Linked DNA regions of Mus musculus: region 1 is linked to region 2. Evidence: chromatin loops called from intact Hi-C (ENCODE). Cell type or tissue: gastrocnemius. All regions are shown on one strand. Each heading gives the region's core, and the rest is flanking DNA. Links, peaks and the distances in the headings are about the cores only. Region 1 overlaps Ptpn4 (protein tyrosine phosphatase, non-receptor type 4). Region 2 holds the start of Sctr (secretin receptor).

Region 1 (11,493 bases), core at 2,428-10,427, 190 kb after region 2:
CGAACTTAGAAATTCGCCTGCCTCTGCCTCCCGAGTGCTGGAATTAAAGGCGTGTGCCACCACACCCGGGTCATATATAAATTATTATTCACTTATTTTTGCATGTGGAAACTAGCATACTATATTGATGATACTATTTTACATTAAAGTTTTTTCTGCACGAAGTCTACCTTGAAGACTATGACTTTAATATGTACAGACAGACTTCTTTCCTCTCTCTGTTCTTTCAAACAGGGTGACATACTTAATTGTGTAAATATAAAATGAAGGTAACAAATTCTGATTACTTAAGTTCTTCAGTTTTTTTGGTCCTTTACCTTATATAGCTAATTTTCCTTTACCCCTTTCTGTATGGACTAGAGTTCCCACAGATATTTTTCACTATGATGTAACTGACTTTATCTCAAATCCTCTTATGCTGACTGACTTAAACTAACCTTTCAGATTTTCTGGCCCAGCCAAAGACTTTCTCCTGATTTCCATAGCCACAGTGAAGGCTGGAAGAAAAAGAGAAAGGCATGAAACTAATATTTGTTGAGCTGTACTGGGTGTTTTAAAATATGATACTGCAAGACTGGAGAGATGGCTCAAAAGTGAGGAGTACTTGATCTTCCATAGGACCCAGGTTTGAATCCTAGCATCCACATGGTGACTCACCAACATCTGTAACTCTAGTTCCAGGGGATCTTTCTCTTGGCCTCCATGGGCACCAGGCATGCATGTGGCACACAAGCATGCATGCAAGCAAAGCATCCAGTCATGCAAATAATACATTAAAAAAAAAAAAACCCTTAAGTGTATTGCAGTTAATTCTTTCAACATGTGGAGTAAGTAGTAGTGTTCTCTTTTTATGGATGAGAAAGTTATGGTTCATAAAGGAGAGTTGTCCAGACTTCCACATCCAGATAGCTCAGTATGTAAAATGTGTACTGCTCTCACAGAGAACCTGGATAGAGTTTCTAGCAACCATTGGGCTTACAACCACTTGTAACTGCAGCTCTAAGGGATCTGACACCCATTTCTGGCCTCTGCAGGCACCTATACACATGTAAAAACCCCCTTCCCAGTATATAAATTTAAAAATAAAAAACTTGCAACATTTTAAGTTGGTGTGGTGGCAGACTGTGATAGGAAAGACAAGTTTGGTCACCTATTTTGTATTGCCTGTGAATTGTAAGAAGACTAAGGAAGAATAATATTTGCTGACCTGTGAAAAACATGTGAAATCCAAACTTTACTATCAGTAGGGTTATTATTATTATTTTTAATATATTGGATATTTTCTTTATTTACATTTCAAATGTTATCCCCTTTCCTGGTTTCCCCTCTGAAAAACACTCTCCCCTACCCTTTTTCCTCTCCCCCTGCTCACCAACCCACCCACTCCCACTTCTTGGCCTTGGCATTCCCCCTCTCTGGGGCATTGAGCCTTCACAGGACCAAGGGCCTTTCCTCCCATTGACATCCAACTAGGCCATCCTCTGCTACATATGCAGCTGGAACCATGAATCCCACCATGTGTACTCTTTGGTTGGTGGTTTAGTTCCTGGGAGCTCTGGGGGTACTGGTTAGTTTATAATGTTGTTCCTCCTATGGAGCTGCAAACCCCTTCAGCTCCTTAGGTCCTTTCTCTAGCTCCTTCCTTGGGGACCCAATGCTCTGGATGGCTGTGAGCATCCACTTCTGTATTTGTCAGGGACTGGCAGAGCCTCTCAGGAGAGAGCTATATCAGGCTCCTGTCAGCAGGCTCTTGTTGGCATCCACCACAGTGTCTGGGTTTGGTGATTGTATATGGAATGGATCCCCAGGTGAGTCAGTCTCTGGATGGTTGTTTCTTCAGTTCTCTACTCCACACTTTGTCTCTGTAACTCCTTCCATGAGTGTTTTGTTCCCCCTTCTAAGAAGCATCAAAGTATCCACACTTTGGTCTTCCTTCTTCTTGAGTTTCATGTGGTTTGTGAATTGTATCTTGGGTATTCCGAGCTTGGAACACAACCACACTGATTTGTGTTATTTGTGGCTGAATGCATGCTATAATGCTAGAATTAAGTTGTTCCAATAGAGATCACCTGACCTGTAAAACCTCAACTTTTACAAATCTGGCTCAGGCTGGAGAGATGGCTCAGCAGTTACAAGCACTGGCTGCTCTTCCAGAGAACCTGGGTTCAATTCCCAGCACCCACATGATTCTTCACAAGTGTCTGTAACTCCAGTTCCTGGGACTCTGACATCCTCACATAGACCTGCCGCAAAACACCAATGTACATTAAAAAAAAAAGTAAGAAAAAATTTAAAATCTGTCTTCTTATAGGAAAAGCTTTAAAATTTTTATTTTATGTACATATGAATGTTTTGCCTGCATGTGTGTGTGTATGCAACTATGTGACTATGTGTATGCCTGATGCCTACAGAGGCCAGAAGAGAACTTTGGATCTCTTGAAACTGCAGTTGTGACCTACCATGTGAGTATTGGAAAACAGACACTGGTCCTCTAGAAGCCATCTCTCCAGGCCCCTCCTTGCAGGAATGTTTTATCAGCTCTGGTTAAGAATATTAAGTTTAACAGTTACTAGGATTGTTTCATTCCCTTGTTGTAGTTGTATTACCAGTTACACAGTTAGATTTGTTTATTCAGTTTTTGAAAGAATAGACTTTTAAACAGTTTGGCATTAGAAATGATTTAGTTTTAGAACTAGGTTATGCAGAGATACTGTAGTCTTGCAGTTCATGTAGTCCTGGACTGTCCAGTGGGTAAGCATTAACCAGAAGTGACAGCTTGAAATTCATTAAAAACCATTTGAGGCTGAGGGTATCTCTCTTTGTGCTGGAGCCTTTGAGTTCATATGTAAGACCCAGGATTCAGTCCTCAGTACTCATTAAAAGACAAATCCATAAGCCATATTTACCACATTTTAACTGTTTAGTCATATTCATTCTATTCCCTTAACAGAGGAAGAAATCATAGCTCAGAAAAATGGAGTGGCTGTCTCAAGGAAGCTGTGTTTGTTAAAATTTAGGATATTATCTCAGTGGCTTTCCAAGCATTCTAAATGTTTTTGTTGTTACTAAAAAGGAATGACCTCTGCAGCTGCTTTTAAAGCTCTCCTACAACATAGTAACTTCAGAATATCTATCTATCTATCTATCTATCTATCTATCTATCTATCTATCTATCTATCTATCTATCTATCTATCTTCAAGACAGGGTTTCTCTGTATAGCCTTGACTGTCCTAGAACTCTATCTATCTATCTATCTATCTATCTATCTATCTATCTATCTATCTATCTATCTACTATTTTCAAGACAGGGTTTCTCTGTATAGTCTTGACTGTCCTAGAACTCACTCTGTAGACCAGGCTGGCCTTGAACTCAGAAATCCGCCTGCCTCTGCCTCCCAAGTGCTGGGATCAAAGGCGTGCCCCACCACTGCCCGGCTCAGAATATTTATTTTAAGAACTAATAATTGGTATAATGGATGCCCTGTTTTTGCTGCCTCCTTCATTCATTTGTGCAACAAAAACATTTTTTGTTGTTGTACAATGACTTACTTAGGAAGTCAATTTAGGAACTTTTTTGTTGTTTTTAACCAGGAGGAAAAAGCTGGCCCCCTGTAATTCCCTCCCCCAACTTCCAACACATAGGAGCAGTGAGTTCTTTATATCTTAGTTTAACTTTTTTTTTTTTTTTTTTTTTTTTTTGAGACAGGTTCTCTGTTAAACCCTGGCTAATGTGGCTGGTTTGAAACTTGTTAATTTCTAGGCTGGCCTTAAACTCAGAGATCTACTTGCTTCTGCCTTTCAAGTACTAGGATTAAAGATGTTTGCCACCAATTTAGGCTAACCTCTTAATATGTAAATAGAAATGATTTCATTTCTGTTCTCAGTTTTCTAGTAGTGTTGAAATAGATTATACAATGGATCAAATAGTAGATTCTTCCATGGGTGACAGAAAAACACATTAAGAATGATTTTAGCTTGCAGAAGTAGAAGTCATTAAGATATGGTGATTAAGTAGGTCTGTATTCAAGTGCCTCTCCTAATTTTGCTTGTACAATCTTGGGCCAGTCACCTAATCCTTCTAGCTGTCATGCCTAACCTTTTAGCTTTTCAACAGTGTTCTCATCTCAAAGTATATGCTTGAGAACTGTGCACAAGACTCACACACTCACACACTCACACACACACACACACACACACACACACACTCACACACTCTCTCACATACACACTCACACACACACTCTCACATACACACACACACACTCACACACTCACACACACACACACACTCACACACACACACTCACACACACACTCACACACTCTCACACACACACTCACACACACACACACTCACACACACACTCACACACACACTCTCACACACACTCACACACACACTCTCACATACACACTCACACACACACACACACACACTCTCACACACACACACTCACACACACACACTCACACACATGTAAAATAATAACAAAAAACAAAACCCTCAAGGTTGTAAGTTTACAGTTTCGTTTTTGTTTTTTACATCTGTGTGTGCAGTTGCCTTTAAAGACCTCCCAGGAGAGCCATGGCCTGGAGCAAACTGCTGCAGCCAAGGGGACGGACGTTCTCTACTGCATCTAGTTGCCAACTTAGTGAATACCAGCAAGAGCAATACTTTAGGCCACTGCGAAATCCATGAAGTCCATGGTGGGGCACAGGCCTGCATAGCACAGTGTGGGTGGGGATCCCCTAGCAGCCCTCAGGTTACATGAACCTACAGATCCATATGTCATCTAGATGGCATCCATGCACCACCTAAGTTTACAGTTTGTGTTGGGTAGCATTCATAACTACCCTTAGCCATGGGTGCCTGTAGGCTGCTAGTTGAACATCTTTGCATCTGCAAAGAGATAAAAATAGTGAACTATCACTGTTTTAAGAATGAAGTGATAGAAATAAAGTATTCTAGTTAGTATCTAAAAAGCAATGTCAACACTTAGTGACATGAAGCAATCGCCATTTTATGATTTCTAGATTCGATGTGTGAGGAATTCTAATGTAACAGGGCCCAGGAATGATTGTTGTTTACTTTTCTACAATATAATATATGCTTACTGGGCTAGGAATACTGGGGAGTCAGAATGCTTGGGGAATAGAGGGACCCTTTCCAGGCATGCTTGTTTATGTGTCTCATGACACAAGCATAGGCTATAGATTGGAGCTCTTATTCATGAACTTGTGGCAGAGGGAGGGAGATATGCTAGCTGAGTTTTGAGAGAAGTGTCCTTAGAATGAGTAGTCCAAGAAAATCAGATAGAATATAAAGCCTCTGATGGTCTTAGAAGTCATTAAGGCATTTTCTTCAATACTAGCAAGTAACCAGTCTTCTGTCTGCAAGGCAAGCTTTATTCCTAACCCCTCCAAATTATTTCTAAAGTACTTTATATTGGTTAGCTAATATATGAGCTATAGGAGATGCCATGCTTTGAATAATTCTTGAACCACAGGTTACTTAGTTGATTAAATAAACAAATTAATCTTTGGCATCTGATAGATTGATTTCAGCCTTTAGTGGCTGGAACACTAGCTACTGCATTTTCTAGCCATGTAAAGTTGTCAGGGTTATGCCCCCTCTTTTTTCATCTTTAGAAATAAAGTTAATATCTCTCTATGACCATTTATAAGAACAGGTTGACAGTAAGTAGGTATGCATACTATATATATAAAATCTTTCAGGTCGAGTGTTAAAGCTCAGTAGATATATGTACCAGAAACTTGTTATGTTAAAGGCTAGTACTGAATAGGTATGCATACTATGTATATCTTTCAGGTCCAGTTTTAAAGCTCAGTATATGTGTGTGTGTGTGTGTGTGTGTGTGTGTGTGTGTGTAGCAGAAACTTATGTTTAAGACTAGTACTGAATATTAATTTAAATATTTATTTATTTGAGACAGTCTATCATGGAGCTTAGGTTGGCCTTTAGCTGGTTTTATAGTTCAGTAGAACCTAGCATTTCTGATTCTCCTGCTTCTACTTCCCAAGTATGGGGATTAGAGGCTTGGACTATCATGCCAAGTTCATAATTTAGGTACTGAAGTTTTAAAAGTAGCATGCTGCCCCCTAGGGACAACACAGTATTTAATCAATTGTGGAAATTTCTCATCTTTGGCCTGCATAAGCTTATGTTTGGAATTAGTATTAACGTTAGGCAGAATTAAGTTTTGGGTTCTTTCTTTGTTTGCCTTGCTTTGGTTTTCAGTCCTCTCCCCTTCCTCCCCTTTAAAAGAGAACTAAGCTTTTATTTCTATGTTTCTCAGATGAAGCTGGCTGAGTTGGTTGCTATGAGAGGATTAGTCAAAGAGATCAAATCTCATATCCTCCCCTGATTTCTGGCTCTTCTTGGCTTCAGCCTTGGTTAGAACAGCCAGCAGCAGCAACAGTGGTGGTGGTGGCAACCATAAGGGCAGCAGTCACAAATGCAGATCGATTGGCCAAAAAGACCTTGACCTTTCAAGTGGGAAGGTGTACTCAGTCTCCTCAAAGCCAGGACCTACTTGTATCCATTGACAATAGAGTATGGTACTAAGGCCAAAGTCAGGTAATCAGTCTGCAGACAAACACTGGCAACATTTGGACACCTTCTAGGATGTGAGAATGCATAGTCTGCTCTGTGATGCCAAGTACTTCCAGGTTGTAAAGGCTGCCGTGTCAAACATCTGTTGGATGATCAGCCCAGAGGAGAAGGGGGAAATGTTCCATGTTCACAGTGAGGCTTCACTGGCTACTACTTTGTCCTCAGTTTTTATTAGCTAGCTGTACATCACTCAGAATATCAATGGTACCTCTAGAGATTTTAGTGGTGGTTCCTAAAGCCTGGAAGAAAGAGGTTATCAGACCCCAAACCAGTGTGCTGAGCTGGCACAGTTACCTCACATGGGGTGAAGGCACCAGCAGCTGGCACCTTATTGGCCAACAGCAACTAATCTTGATAAGGTCTTTAAAGTCCACATTACCCTGGATATAAAGCAGCAGTTTCTCCAGAGCTTGGTTATTTACCAGACGCCCCTTCATGGCCTTGCACATCATGGTGTTCTTGCCCTTTAGTACCACAACCTTCCCTGTGGATCTGTTGCATCTTCTTGGAGCCCACATTGTTTGCTCCCACACTGAAACATTTTGGCTAATCATCCAAAAGTTGGATGATCTTAAGGAAGTAGTTGGACTTCGAGGTCGCTGTATCTTTCCTGGACATTGTGATGGTGCATCAGGGATTGCCACACAGGGTTTAAAGACTCTGTCACTCCAAAGAGGATAACTGGTGATCCCCTCTTTATTGTTATTATTGTTATTATTATTATTATTATTATTATTATTATTATACTGGCATAAGTAAATTTAGAATTCTCTCTTCTCAAATTAACTGAGTGGCTTTGTATTTTTATTTTCTTTTTGAAATTTTGCTAGCTTGCTATTTCCTTTTGAAATCTATTTAATTTGGGAATATGTTTTTTTTTTTTTTAAAGAATGGAACTCCAACCAAATGTTTATTTAGAATAAAAGATTAGATCATAAATGACGAAAGCTAATACTACAATTTTATTTTTGTTTTGTGGGGTTTTTTTGTTTGTTTGGTTGGTTGGTTTAGTTTGGTTTTTCGAGACATGGTTTCTCTGTGTAGTGTAGTCCCAGCTCTCCTGGAACTTGGTCTGCAGACTAGGCTGACCTTAAACTCAACAGAAATTACCTGCTTCTGCCTTTGCCTCTGTCTGCCAAATGCTGGGATTAAAGAGGTCGCTGCCACCACCATTCAGCTACATTTTTTGGTTTGTTTTGTTTTTGTTTTTTTTTTGTGATTCTCAACCTATGGGGCTTGATCCCTTTGGGGGTGGTATATCATATATCTTGCATATCAGGTATTTACACTATGATTCATAACAGTAACAAAACTACAGTTATAGTGTAACAAGTATTTTTATTGAGTTTAGTTTGTATCCTTTGCCTTGATAAATTTGTCCTTTTTGTGTGTAGGCTTCTCTTTATTAGCTCATATTATCTGTAAATGAAGATACTTTTACTTCTTCCTCTTATTTACTTTCTTGCATTAATCTATGACTTTGATGCCTGTCCAGGTTAGGGTTTTACTGCTGTGAGTAGACACCATGACCAAGGCAACACTTATAAGAACAACATTTAATTGGGGTTGGTTTACAGGTTCAGAGGTCATCAAGGTAGGAGCATGACAGCATCCAGGGAAGCATGATGTAGGAGGAGCTGAGAGTTCTACATGTTGTTCTGAAGGCAAACAGGAAAAGACTGTCTTCCAGGCACTTAGGACAAGGATATTATAGCTGCTGTTCAGAGTGATACACCTACTCCAACAATGCCCCACCTCCTAATAGTGCCACTCCCTGTTCCAAGCATATGCCTAAATAAAACTATCATTGATATGATGGTTACGGTGACTTTTTCATATATGCCCTTGGTTATATTGAATATATTATGTGTAGTATAATATATTCTTCTAGTCTTAGCCTGCTGATTGGTTTTGCACTGAGATGAACATAGTTCTGCACCTTCTGGCATCCTGGATTCCCAGGAGTGTGCAGAGAGCTTTTCAGTCTTGTGGGTAGATATATCTCCTTCTCCAGTCGGCACTGTTTTTGTTTCAGTCATCTTCTTTTCTACTCTAGTAGTTACTGATACTTTTGGCTGTTATGTTATTGAATAATCACTGTTGATAATTTTTCAAAAAGTGCTTGGATAAAAGGATGTAACAGTCAGGTTTTAGATAAAACAAGCATGCTATGCTAGTAGGATTTTTTTAGGTATCTGTTAAAATGGTTAGATAATGGTTTCTCTAGAAATTGGGACTTTGAGGAAGCGTCATGATCTTTCTTTTCTGATCTAGTGGTTGAAAGATGTTTCTATAGCTTTTACAATTGCTGGCTTAATGCTCCCCTTCTCTGACATTTTACTCCCTTTTATTGAGAATAGATTTCCTCACATAATATATCCTGATTACAATTTACCCTCTCTCCATCCCTCCCAGTTCCTCCTGATTTTCCTCTTATCTGGAGTCACATGTTTTTTTGTCTCTTACTAGAAAACAAACTGGCTTCTAAGGGATAATAATAAAATAAGATTAAAAACTAACACATCAGAGTTAGGACAAACTAACAGAAGTAAAAGAACTCAAGAGTAGGTGCAAGAATCAGAGAGCTACTTGTTGAAACACTCAGAAATCCCATAAAGAAAACTAAACTGGAAGCTGTAACATATATGTGGTGGACATGCTGCAGATCTGTACAGGCCCTAAGCATGCTGCCTTTGTCTCTGTGAGTTCATCGGAACATTGATCATGATGATTTAGAGAACCTTAATTTCTTGGTGTCATCCATTCCCTCTGGCTCTTAAACTTTACACTTCTTCTTTGGTGAGCCTTAGGGAGGGATTTGATAGAGATAACCAATTTAGGGCTGAGTGTTGCAATGTCTCTCACTCTCTGTTATTGTCTAGCTGTGAGTTTGTTTGTTTGTTAATCATCTGCAGGAGGAGGAAGCTTTTCTAAAGATGACTGAGCAAGGTAGTGATCTCTGAGTATAGCGAATGTCATCAGGAATCATTTTATTGCTGTTTTTTGTTTTGTTTTTGTTTTTTTGGTTGTTTATTTTTGAATAAGTGTTTGGTTTTATTCTAAGTCCCTTGGCTATCTAGTCTCTGGACTTTAGTGACCCAGGTCTGGTTTCTATCTTGTAGAGCAGGCCTTAAGTCAAATCAGACATTCATTGGTTACTCTCATAAGCTTTGTGCTTGGCATATACTGTCAGCAGGGCAGCATTGTAGATCAAAGGGTTTGTGTCTGGCTTGGTGTTTTTGTTTCTTTCTTGGTAGCATATAGAGTACCTTTTTGTACAAAAGACCCTAGAATGTAGAGAATGAAGGCTTTACGTAGGCACCAACTAGCCTTTTCAATATTTAAAGAGTTGTGAGGTTTCTTTAGCAATGGGGCTTTGCCATCAGTTTGTGGAGTCTTGGCAACAGCCTGGATTGTATGGGGGTTTTCATGGGATGGATTCCTTTGGCCAATAACTCAGATGGATATAACCCAGTCTTGGTTCTAGAAGCTTCATTTGGTGACAGGAGATAGCCAGCTGGGACTCTGTCTTCCCCATTCTTGGTGATTACATTCAGATCACCTTCATGTAAATATTTGGAAACTTCTACTGTATTAGGTTTTTATACTACTCCTCAGTGGTCCTTAATTTTAGCTGTCTCTCCATGTGTTCCCTCCCTTGGCTCCTTCTTTCCTTCCCCTGTCCTTCCCCACTTGATCTCCCATTCCCACATCCCCATCCATAACCATCTATTCCTAGTCCATTACTCTCTCTATAACCCGTAGCTCTATGGATTGTAGCTTAGTTATCATTGATTTAACACCTAATATCCACAAAAGCAAATACATACCATATTTACCTTTCTGAGTCTGGGATATCTCACTCAGGATGATGTTTTCTAGTTCCATCTATTTACCTGCAAAATTTCATGTTTTTTGAAGAAAATGTCCAAGTAATATTCCATTGTGTAAATATACCACATTTTTTAAATCCATTCTTCTATTGAGGGACATCTAGGTTGTTTCTAATTTTTGGCTGTTATGAATAGAGCATCAATAAGCATGGTTGAGCAGAAGTCTTGTGGTAGGATAAAGCATCCTTTGGGTATATGCCCAAGAGTGGTGTAGCTGGATCTTGGGATAGATCGATTTCCATCTTCCCAAGGAAAGCCACACTGATTTATTTCCATACTGGCTGTACAAGTTTGTGCTCTCACCAGCAATGGATAGTGTTCCCCTTACTTCACATCCTTGCCAGCATGAATTGCCATTTGTTTTGTTGACCTTAGTCATTCTGACAGATGTAAGATGAAATCTCAAAGTGGTTTTATATGCATTTTCCTGAAGGCTAAGGATGCTGAACATTTCTGTGTTTCTTCACCACTTGAGTTTTCCCTTTTGAAAATTTTTTGTTTAGATTTGTACCCCATTTTAAAATTGGTTTTTCTTTTTCTCTATCTAGTTTTTTGAGTTCTTATATATGTTGGGTATTAACTCATCAGATGTGTGGTTTCTCATTCTGTAGGCTGCTTCTTTGTCCAAATGATGATGTACTTTGCTCTGCAGAAGCTTCTTAGTTCCATGAGGTCCTGTGTGTTAATTTTTAATCTTAGTGCCTGTGTTAGTGATGTTCTGTTCAGAAAGTCTTTTCCTGTGCCAATGAGTTCAAAGCTATTCTTCAATCAGGTTCAGTGTATCTGGTTTTATGTGGAGGTCTTTGATCCATTTGGAGCTGAGTTTTGTAGAGGGTGATAAGTATGGGTGATAAGTATGTAGACATCCAATTTAACCAACACTATTTGTTGAAAATGCTTCCTTTTCTTCGTTTGTTCTCTCTCTCTCTCTCTCTGTATGTGTGTATGTGTGTATGTGTGTGTGT
Region 2 (11,493 bases), core at 1,399-9,398:
TCTGGGGCTTGAACCCAGGATCTTGTGTGTGGTAGGCCAGCTAATACCAATTGAGCCAGAGTCCTACCTTTTTATTTTTTAGTCATATATTTTAATTCAACATGTAATTCAGGTATAGCCTGTGCTAATTTTTTTAAAGATGTATTTGTTTTTAACTTATGTGTATGTACCTGTGTGAAATTATGTATATGGAGTGCCCTTGGGGGAGGGAAAAGGACTCTGATCCTCTAGAACTACAGTTACAGGTTGTGGTAAACCACCATGTGGGTGCTGGGAACAGAACCTGTGTCCTCTGCAAGAGTAAACACTTTTAACCCCTGAGCCACCTCTCCAGTGGCTTCCTTTTTAAAGAACTGGTATTTGACTTGTCATTTCTGAATCTTTACGCATCCAACAGCGTCCATGTGAGGAATGGCACTCTCTGTCCTTAACTCAGTTAAGGCTGGGCCTGCAACAGCACACAAGCTTGTATTTGCTGCCGGATGGTCCTCTGACACCTGCCATCTCTGTCTTTGGATGTTTCCCAAATGGAAGATACGTTTTACTGTATCCTCTCCACCTGAGAGCCAAAGGTCCCCAGGAGCAGCCCCGAGTCTGTGTCGGTTGCTCTCTGTTGCCAGCTCACTGATGAAGCCAAAAGAGAAAAACACAGTTACCAAGTTTGGGATAATCTCTATGCTCTTGGATTCTTGGCCCTGCCATGGGGCATGTAATGTCAGCTTACCCTGTTCACCATACAGATGGACTTGAAGCTATAGGCAGCCACAGTTTGTCCTTGAGAAAACAATAGAAGAGTTCAGCCCGGTCTGGAGGTAGGGGCAGTGAAGCAGATATCAACAGGAAGAAGGAAAGACACTGCATCCCATTAACTAGTGTTAGTTTAATTATGAACTCTTAAGTCTGAAAGTTCCAGATCCCTTCTTAAAAACTGAGAGGCTGTGGAGATGACTCAGGAAGTAAAGAGTTTGTTATAGCCAGCAGTGGTGGTGCATGTCTTAAATCCCAGCACTTGGGAGGCAGAGACAGGCAGATTTCTGAGTTCAAGGCCAGCCTGGCCTACAGAGTGAGTTCCAGAGCAGCCAGGGCTACACAGAGAAACCCTGTCTCAAAAAACAAACAAACAAACAAACAAAAAAGAGTTTGTTATGCAACTGTAAGGATCACCAGAGCCCATGTAAATGCCTGGTAGGCATGGCAGCCTGACAGGAATCCCAGCACTCATAAAGTAGAGACAAAAACCTGTCTAGGTAAATTAACGTAACTCTCAAGCTCTGGGTTCACTGAGACACTGCCTCAGATAATAACCAGATGGGGCTGGAGAGGTGGCTCAGCAGTTAGAAGCACTTGCTGCTCTTGCAAAAGACCCAAGTCCACTTCCTAGTACCCAGGTTGGGTGACTTGGGTGACTAGCAATCCCTTGTAACTCCAGGGGATCCAGTGCCATCTTCTGTTCTCTTCAGGGAACTGCACTCACAGACTCACGCTTCCATGCAGAAATGCATGCATACACAGAAATAAAAAAATAAAATAAAATAAACATGTTTTTAAAGAAAGAAAGTGGAAGAATGATTGAGGGACTCACCTAACCTCAACCCCAGGCCTCCACATGCACACACTGAATGTGCTCTCACACACATGTGAACACACAGAAATGTGTGCATGCGCACTATATACACATGAAAAGAAAAGAAAGATAAGACAGAGATGGCATTCAGTGTAGAACTCTGACTTCCAGCTGCATTGCATATGTACACACACTTATAAGCACATGTACACACACACACACACATACACACACACACACCCCTAAATGCTGAAGAAAGCGAAAAAACTCAACATCATCATCTTGCTCTTCATATCCCATAATGCAATCACTTGCCTGACAACTTGAGTGTGCAAAGAAATGGTTTTGGTAGCAGAGCAAAAGAAAGAGTTTAGACAGTGAAAAAGAAGAAGGGATCTCACTGTCATCTGACCAGGTCAGAACACCAAACGTCACCATCAAACACTGATCGGCACGGCTATAGCCCAGCATCTGCTTAGCTGAGGACAGGAGGGGAATAGGTTATGACCTCCACTGTTGGAGCTCATGGTCTTCAGCGGGTACAGAGAGGTCAGCGGCCAGAGTGTGTGGTGGTAAGGGCTTGGTGGGAGGAGGAATAGGGTGGACAGTGCAGAGGGAGGTTGGGGGGACAGGTATGGAGACTGCAGGAAAGAGCAATGCTTAACTCAAGTGCTGAGGTGACAATAGTATGTCCAGACGAAGAGGGGTCAACAATGAAGGATCTCCAGGTGGAGAAGCAAAGCTTGAGTAGGATGATCTAAGTACAGAGAGGTGAGCTGGACAGATGGACAGATGGATGGATAGGTGGATGGATGGACAGACAGATGGGTGGCAGGGCTGCTGCAGAAGGTCATTTGGTGACATCAGCAAAGCAAGAGGACAATGACCATGGGGAGAAGGATCCTGTGAGGCTGAGAAGATGCAGCATGAGGAACCACACAGAGGCAGTTGGGAGGCGGGGACACAGGGGCAGAGCCAGGACAGAGCCCCCAGCTTCACATGCCTGAAGGGAGCTGCATTGCTCCGCCCCTCTGCCTAGGTCAGAGGGATGTGTTCTTCCTGACCCCATCTCTCTGTTACTGCATCCTTTCTGTTTCTCATACGATGTACTGCTATGACTTGGATGTGTCACTGAGGTTCTCCTGTTGGAAACTCAGCTCAGTTCCCAACATACACACATGCACACACACAGATACATACATATAGGTGTGTGTGTGTGTGTGTGTGTGTGTGTGTGTGTGTGTGTGTGTGAAGAGTTATCCTAGGAGTGGATTTCAAATGAAAGGATATTTGCACTCTCTCTCTCTCTCTGTCTCTCTCTCTCTGTCTCTCTCTCTCTCTCTCATACACACACATGCACATTCACTCATACATGCATGTACACACATACACACACACACCATCTCTTGCCTTCTCTTTTTTGTTTTCATTTTTTTACTGGATATTTTATTTATTTTTATCCCCTTTTCCAGTTTCCCCTCCGCAAACCCCCATCAACCCCCTCCCCCTGCTTCTATGAGGATACTCCCCCTCCTACCCACTCCTGCCTCACTGCCCAAGCATTCCCCTAAACTGGGGCATAGATCCTCCACAGGACCAAGGGCCTCTCTTCCCACTGATGCTCTAAAAGGCCGTCATCTGCTACATAAGCAGCTGGAGCCATGGGTCCCTCCATGTGTACTCTTTGGTTGGTGGTTTAGTCCTTGGGAGCTCTGGGGGGGGTGTCTGTTGGTTGATATTGTAGTTCTTTCTATGGGGTTGTAAACCCCTTCAACTCCTTCAGTGTTTTTTCTAACTCCTCCACTGGGGTCCGTGCTCAGTGGTCAGCTGTGAGCACCCACATCTGTATTTGTCAGACTCTGTCCTAGCCCTTCTTCTTCTATGATGACATAGACTGAAGGACCTACCTAGAGGCAGCTCCTCAATATTGGATTCTCCATCCTCTGAAACTGTACTAAATACATCTCTGAGCTGGAAAGATGCTCTGTTGGCCTGCCAGCATGAGGACCTGAGTTTGATTGCTAGAATCCGTGTTAAAAAGCAAGACACAGCTATAGGTTCTTGCCATCCCAGCCCTGGAGAAGTGGAGACAAGTGAATGCTAGGGTCTCACTGGCCCGCCAGCCTGCGTCAGCAATTATAAGGCCAAAGGAGCGATGTTGTCTCACAAAAACAAAGTAGATGGCACATGCATCTGCATGTACATACACATGCATAAATAGGCACATGTACATGCACACACAGTCCAAAAAGACAAACGGACAAAAACAGTATAAAATGGTGATTACATGGAGCTTGGAGATGAAGGAAAGGGAGAGCTACTTAGTTGATTTCAAGAACTCATCACACACACATATACACATGCATGTACACACACGTGCGCACACACACACACACAAAAGAGATGCATGTAAATTTGTTTGACTGTGGTGACCATTTCATAATGTACATCAAAACATCATGTCCCCTTATGCAGGTGTGATTTTTAATTGTGTGAGCATGTATATACGTATATGTAAGTATATATAAGTATGTGCATGTATCAAAGCTGGGGGACAACCTTGGATGTTATGCTCCTTTGATACAAGGTCTGTCATTGGCCTGAAGCTTACTGGTTAGGCTGGACTGTCGGGCCAGCAAGCTCCAGGGACTCTCCTGTCTCAGTCTCCCTAGTGCTGTGATTTTAATCATGAACCAACCTCCACACTTGATGCTTTGACACGGGGATAAAAATCAGGTTCTCCTGGTTGCCAGGCAAGCATTTACTGACTAAGCTGTCTCATCTTTCATTCAAAACACATACAATTTTAAAGATTTTTTTTCAAAAATGTCTAGCAAATGGGGCTAGATAGAGGCCACTGATAAGCCTGATTCTGTGGGTGCTGAGTAGGAGCCAGGCTGCAGCAAGATAAAATGAAGGTTAGGAGCCCAGAAACAGCCTCCAAGAAGCTGGCCACCAGGGGGCAGAGCTGGGACTGTGGAGGGAGGTGTGCAGAGAGCTATTTTACCAGCCCTGAAGGGACTGGACAAGCTGAGCAGTTAATGAGAGGAGACACTCAGTGTGACCCCACTTCTGAGCAGAATCTGAAGAAGTCAGGCACAGAGAAGCAGAGCTGGGAGAGACCTCAGTGGGTGGCCATGCAAGGTTGGATCACCTGGGGAAGGAAGCTCCTGAGGTATGCGTCAGTGGTATAGTTTGGATCTAGTATGGTCCCCAGTGTATTAGAGGCTGAGTTCCTAACTTGGTGTTATTTGGAAGGTCGTAGAACATTTAGAAGGCAGGAACTAGTAAAAGACAGGTCAGTGTGTGTAGAGGGGAGGGAGAAACGCATCTTAGTTTTGTTTCTGTTGCTGTAATAAAGTACTCTGACAAGAGCAAAGGGAAAAGGGGGTTCTTCCAGCTCACGGTTCCATACTCCCTCACTGTTCTGTGATTCGGTCCAGCGTGGCAGCGGTCTTGGCAGCGGGAGCTTGAGCCAGCTGGTCCCCTCACATCCACAGTCCCAACAAATGCTTGCACGCTAACGCTCAGCTCTTCTCTCTACTTCTTCACAATCAGAATCCTCTACCCAGAGAACGGTGGCAACCTCGAAGGCGTTCCACCTTAATGAATGTGATCTGTATAATCCCCAGACATATTCCCTGAGGGCAACCCAATCTAGACAGCCTTCCAGGGATAGTCTCTGCCCAGGTGACTCAAAACTGGGCCTCGCCATGGACCAGAACAATAGGCTAATTGACCATGAACGGAATCTCGTGATCCCATGTGTTTGCTTAATGACGAAAGCTGAGCAACACAGATAGGCAAGGTCTAGGGACTGCTCATGACAAGATGGCAGTGCCATGAACTGAATGTCTATGTCAGCCCAGTTCATACACTGAAGCCCTCACACCAGTGTGCCTGTAATTGGAGACAGAGACTCTCAGAATGTAATAAATGTCAGTAAAGGGGTAAAGGTGGGGGCTGAACTGTAAAAGATCCATATTCTTGTAGAGGAGACAATATCCACCCAGCAGGCTCCCTGGACAGGCCACAAGAGAACAGAGGAGCTACCTAGAAGCCAGGAAGTGAACCCTCACAAGACACTGGATGTGCTAGATCTTGAGTAGACTTCAGCTCCAGAATATAGGAAAAGAATCCTTTGTTGTTTATGCTAGTCATTCTGTGGTGTGCGTGTGTGTATGCGTGTGTGTGTGTGTGTGTGTGTGTGTTCACTCACACAGGTGTACCAAAGATCAACCCAATGTATTATTTTATTCATTTGCTGCCTCATTTTTGTTTATTTTCTGTTTGTTTGTTTGTTTGTTTGTTTGTTTTGAGACAGGGTCTTTTACTGGCTTGGATCTTACCAAGTAGGCTGGGCTGGCTGACCCCAGAGCCCTAAGGTCTGCTGGTCTCCACCTTTCCAAAGCTGAGAACCATTATATCTGATCTTTTTAAACATGAAATCAAACTTAGGTCCTTGTGCTTGCTAGGCAAACACGTCCCCAGCCCCCGGTGTATGGGTTTTGTTAGGACAGTCTGGCCAACCAAGATGAATAGGAAGGAAAGTAGCAGAGGGTTCACAGTAGACACATCTATCAAGCTAGCTGCTCTGAGGAAGCCGGTCCAGGTAGTCATGACTCTCAGGAAACAAAGAGCAAATCCATCAGCCAGAAATGAGATTGTGAATCAGGAGGGCAGGAATTCAAATAGACAGGTCACATGAGCATGTCTCTGAGAGCAGAGGGTGAGGGGAGCAAGGTGGAAGGTTCCAGAGAGAGTCCTGGGGTTAACTGAGGTTATGAGGCCAGGTTCCCATCCTAACAGACTCATGTTCCTATAAGGGACAGGATGGTCTGGGCTGCAGGCACGACTGACTAGGCCTACCTATCCCCATTAGTGTTCAGAGTGTTATGTCAGAGTGGTCTGTTGAAGCCAGCAGCCCCAGGATCGTCTCACTTTTTCAGGTTTACCCAGTGCTGAGCTGCCTTGTATTTATTGTAAGCAAGTACAGGTAGATAGGATCTTAGTGTTGTGAGTTTGCCTTGGGTACCCCAGAGCCAGGTGAAGGTCAGTGTCCTTAACACTGCACGGAGACTGGGGCCCAGTGATGAGACACTGGAAGGGGCCACCACAGCGGCAGAACGGCAGACCGCTAACCACTCAGACCAGCAGGGGTACTGGGAAGCTGGCTCCGATGTTGGAGAGTCTCTTTCGGAGCCATCGATGAGAAAGCAGGGACAAGGAGAAAATGCCAAAGCAGGGCAGTGAGAACAACACATTCTCTGCAGTCTCTTAGCTATGCTTATGTGTTAGTTAGCTTCCCACTGCTCTGACGAAGTAGCAGAGAAAATCAGCTAAGGAGAAAGGATGTATTTTGACCTAGAGTGTCATTTGAACTGGTGGCATCAGAGTCTATCATAGAGAGAGCACATGACAGAGGACACTGCCTGCTTCAGGATAGCCAGGAAGCAGAAAGGAGTAAAGGAAGGGCCAGGGTCACAGTATCCCCTAACGTCCTCCCATTAGACTCTACCTCCCAAGTATGGTTATCTCCTGATTGTTCTATGGGCTGGGCAACAAGTCCAACACACAGACCTTTGGGGGAGTATATAAGGTTTAAGCTATGAGGACGGGGAGATAGCTCAGTGGGTAAAGCGACTGCATTCTAAGTTCAACGACCTGAGTTCAATTCCCAAGAGCCCACATAAAAAAGCCAAGCATAGTGACACATACTTAAAATGTCACTAGTGGGAAGTAGAGAGAGGTGGGTCCTTAGTGTTCTCAGACCGCTCTTCCCAGCCAAATCACTGAGTTCCAAACCTCAGTGAGACTCTGTCTCAAAAAACCAAGATGGACAGGATTCTGAGGGATGATGCTCAAAGTTGACCTCTGGCCTCCGAACACATTTTCACACAGACACACATACACACACACACACACACACACACACACACACACACACACACACAATCCAAATTCTAATAGCCTGTTTCCATCACTGGACTCAAAGTCTCTGTCATCACAGTGCCTCAAATCCAATCAGCAACAACTATTTTTAGTCCTGCTAATGTACCTCTCAGAAACACAACAGACCTTAAAGCAGTAGCTGTCACAGAGGGGCAATTCCCCTCCTTGTATTCATAGAGTATATGATAGTGCCTGATGATATTTTCTGTTGTCACGGCTTTGCAGAGGTATTCCTGGTGCCTAATCTAGGGAGACCAGAGATGCCACTCAGGCTCATACAATGCACAGAACTACTATATCTTGTCCATATGTCAAAAGCATCAAGGTTGACCTGGGGGGTGTGGCTTAGCTGGTGCTTGCTAGTATACATGAAACCCCGGTTCCACCCCAACCCCAACCCAGCAACCTGTACTCAGTAGGCAGAGGCAGTGGGATCAGAAATTCAAGATGGTCCTTAGTTACATAGGGAATTGGAGGCCATCCTGGGCTACATGAGACCTGTCTCAAAAACCAAAATATAAAAAACAAAAAACAAAACTGTGTCAAAGTTAAGAAACCCTGTTTGAATCATGCGTCAGAAAGATTACAAGAGCCGGAAGTTACAGAGTACTGCCATAAGGCATAAGGCAGTGTTTTCCTGACATGCCGGGGCAGACACACACATGAAGTCACTGTAGCCCTGGTTACCTAAACAAATCGAGGCAGTGAACATAGCAAGAGGTATGAGAGAGGGACGTATGAGACCCTCCACTTCTAGTTGAGGAACTACAGGCAGTTAATCACTGAAATGGAGATGGGGGCGGGGGGAATCAGTTTTCTTCAGGGATGTGGATCCTGGTAGGTCCCCATTTTAGAGAGGATTGGCCCATACCACAATTATATGGGCAGCACAAATTCCACTCAGTGGGTTACTGGAGAGAGAGAGAGGAGGGTGGTAAGCTTGGGAGGGGCTGGGATGAATCCAGGAAGAGTTAAGGGAAGACATGGGGAGTGAATATGATCAAAATATATTATTAATATTATAATAAGAAACAATAGAGCTAGCATAGAGACATAATGTGCTTTAAAAGATTTTTATATTCATGGGTATTTTGCCTGCATGTATGTCTGTGTACCATGTGCATGCCTGGTAATTCTAGTTTGTGGCAAGTTGACATTAAAACCATAAGCCATACTAGCCAGAGCTAGGGAAGTGGAGACAGGAGACTCCCCAGCTCTTACTGACCAGTCTGTCTGTTGTACTTGGTGAGTCCCAGGGCAGGGAGAGGCCTGGCGTCAAGAAACCAGGGTGGCTAGCACATGAGGAATAAAAGCCAGAAGAGGCTCTCCAGCCTCCACATGCATATCCAGGCTCCTGCACACACAAATTAGCTGTATGGAGCAAACCAGCAGAGGTGATGCACTCAGTTTCTTATGGTAAACCCCTTCAGCAGTCACTGTTTTCGGTTTCCACTTGCAAAAGAACTTTCTGAAACCTCCCCTGTAGGAAGAGGCGAAGACGGGGGCTAGGACCACACACGTCAGTTTTAGTGGTCTCTTTGGAAGACACCTATGATGTCCCTCTGAGGGAATGCCAAAAGGAAGGAAGAAATTGTCTTTATTATCCTCGAATCTCAAAATCCAACAGCCAAGCACTCAGAGTCAAAGGAGCGAAAGGAAAAGTTGCAGAAGCTGGGAAATAGTCCAACAAAGTAGGCCCTTCCACCCTCATTTATTAAAGGCGTTTTCTACCACAATCCTCAAGAGATAGAATCACAGGTCTGGATAAGCCCACACAATAACCAGAGGCCCACGTGAAGCCTTTCTCCTAGGGATGTCCACACTGCCCATGTGTGTGTTAGTGACATGCAAATACAAGGTGTACAAGGAACAGAACAAACCTCAGGCAGGCCAGACCCCACCCCCTCCTTCCAAAGTGAGGAGTCTAAAGATCTGGGCACTAGTCCCAGCCTGGCTCCTAACATGCTGATCAAAAGCAGGTCTCCCACTGAGGGCTTTGATCGGCTGTAAAATGAGGGACTTGAACAGACATACACAAGCAGCCGTCTCAGGTGCAGTGAAGACTTGAACCAAGCAAAGCCTCAGTTTCCCCATCCGTTTATTCCCGAGATCATCACCTTTGAGACACAAATGTAAGCTGAACCTGCTCCTGCCTCCCTGGCACAGAACAAAAATGTCCCAGGAAACGGGAAACAATGTTTTTGACCCAGATGGCAGCTCCAGGATCCATTCCCTGTGGTAACCCTGGAGTCCAACCCGGCAGCTTTGACCTTCTTCCCAGTTCTTCCCATCCTGCCAGCCTCAGTGCAGCCTGTCTCTCACTCAGATATCCCAGGGGAAAGTTCCCAGAAGTTTCTATGGGAAAGCAACACAAACCACTACCCGCCTGGCCTCTCTCTCCCCTTCCTCCAACCTTCTTCCTCTCCTACCCGAGTTTGTTGCGACCTACTGCTCCCAAGACGGGCAGACTTTAGAAAGTCAGTCCCTCCAGGTCACAGAGGGCTGAAATGATCCCACACAGATGGAAAAACTAAAATTTCCCATCTGCACAACGGAGCACGTGAAAAAACAAAAAACCGCTACTAGCCTGAACAATGTGGTTCTGGCTTTATTCTGACAGTAAGCCTTTCCCGCCCCCTTTCTGAGCCTTGGCCGGTGCCTGAGACCACGGGTCTCAAAAGGGAACGAGGGTGTTTTGACAAAACCCTAGAGTGCAAATGTCTAGCACGCATCGTTGCCGGGGCGGCTACAGAATTGTCTTCTGGAAAGAAGTGAGTTTAGCGGCGGGAAGGGATGAGCGAAGGTGAGGGGAGTGAGCCTCACACAGAGCCCTTGAAGTTTTTGCCTTTGGAGAGAAGAGGGCTCCGTCAGAGTGGACGATAGTATGTTAAGGGAAGAGAGATCGGCTGCTCCCCGTAACTCCTAGGGCCGGATAGAGGACCGTGGACTGGTCCGTGGGGTCCACATCCGGGGGCGCGGGGACGGGGCGGGGTACTCACAGGGTGCGCTGCATTGATGAGCAGCAGCAGCCACAGCAGAAGCAGTGACAGCCGGGGGCTCATGGTGCTGAGCATGCTCCGCCCACTGTTGATCCCCTTTGTGCTCTGGCCTCTTCAGGAGCTGGGTGTCCGTCTCTGTGTCCAGCTCAGCGTCCTGCATGTCGTCCAGGACCCTGGGCGACCCCCAAGCCCAGAGAAGCCATGGCTGGACCTACCCAATCCGACCAGACCCACAGCCAGGCTAGGGACTGCTGCTCCCTGAAGGAGGTGGCAAGACTGTTAACTAACCTGCAGTGCCTATTGATAAAGACTGGACGACAGCTCGCGACTCCACCCTGCAGGGAATAGCAGGGAGGGGTTGGGGGGCGGCACAGAGCTGGAAGGGAGGAGAGAGGAGGAGGGACCCTAGACACCCGCATAGAGGCAGCTGCAACCTCCCTCCTTCCCTTCCAATCCAGAAAGTACTTTCTCTGGAGGACTTAAGTCACGTGCCTTCAGCAGTGACAAGGTAGGCAACACCTTTTCTTTTCTTTTCTTTTCTTTTCTTTTCTTTTCTTTTCTTTTCTTATCCTCGATTGAGACATGGTCTCACTATATAAGCCAGGCTTACTTTGAACTCTCAGACCTCCTGCCTCAATTTTCCTAACCCTGGGATTACAGATGTGGTCTCCTACACCATTTCCCAGGCTGACTTTTATACAAACAGAATTAAGTCTACCTCAACTTGGTCCTACAGAACACTCTTGTTCCTTAGCTTCCAGTGATTTTTCTAGCATTAGAGTCACCACACCCAGCGCATGCAGAGCTAGAGATCAAACCCAAGGCTTCCGCCGACAGCCCAACAAACAGCACTGCTCTGTGTGAGAGGAGATGGTGGAGACTGTGGTGGCCGCTATGCTATGGGAAAATACCGTTCTGTACATTCTCCAAGTTTCAACGTCACCCTCCCTGGGAAAGAGAGGGACCATTCTTTTATGT

The links. A loop is a pair of places that touch in the nucleus more often than their neighbours do. Peaks named below come from ENCODE experiments on the same cell type or tissue, not always from the same donor. Only the 100,000 strongest peaks of a DNase experiment are listed, where the experiment ranks them.
Region 1: it touches region 2 in a loop (11-fold over the local background); 11 of 42 quality-filtered maps call a loop at or near these places.

The regions. Positions count from the first base shown.
Region 1 is chr1:119,813,523-119,825,015 of GRCm38, reverse strand. The region is part of intron 1 of Ptpn4 (protein tyrosine phosphatase, non-receptor type 4); the gene reads left to right. It also overlaps the pseudogene Gm8338. Among named protein-coding and RNA genes, the nearest start is that of Ptpn4, 18 kb to the left of the region's middle. In gastrocnemius, for the core only: a CTCF peak has its summit at 6,142 (motif pointing left); no DNase peak of the experiment used is centred there; H3K27ac peaks cover 1,250 bases.
Region 2 is chr1:120,006,354-120,017,846 of GRCm38, reverse strand. It overlaps Sctr (secretin receptor), which reads right to left and starts at 10,867. Exons shown (of 14, transcript NM_001012322.2): 1 at 10,516-10,867. The coding sequence starts at 10,590. It also overlaps a transcript of Cfap221 not described here. In gastrocnemius, for the core only: CTCF peaks have their summits at 1,456 (motif pointing left) and 4,524 (motif pointing right); DNase peaks (open chromatin) are centred at 4,529 and 5,032.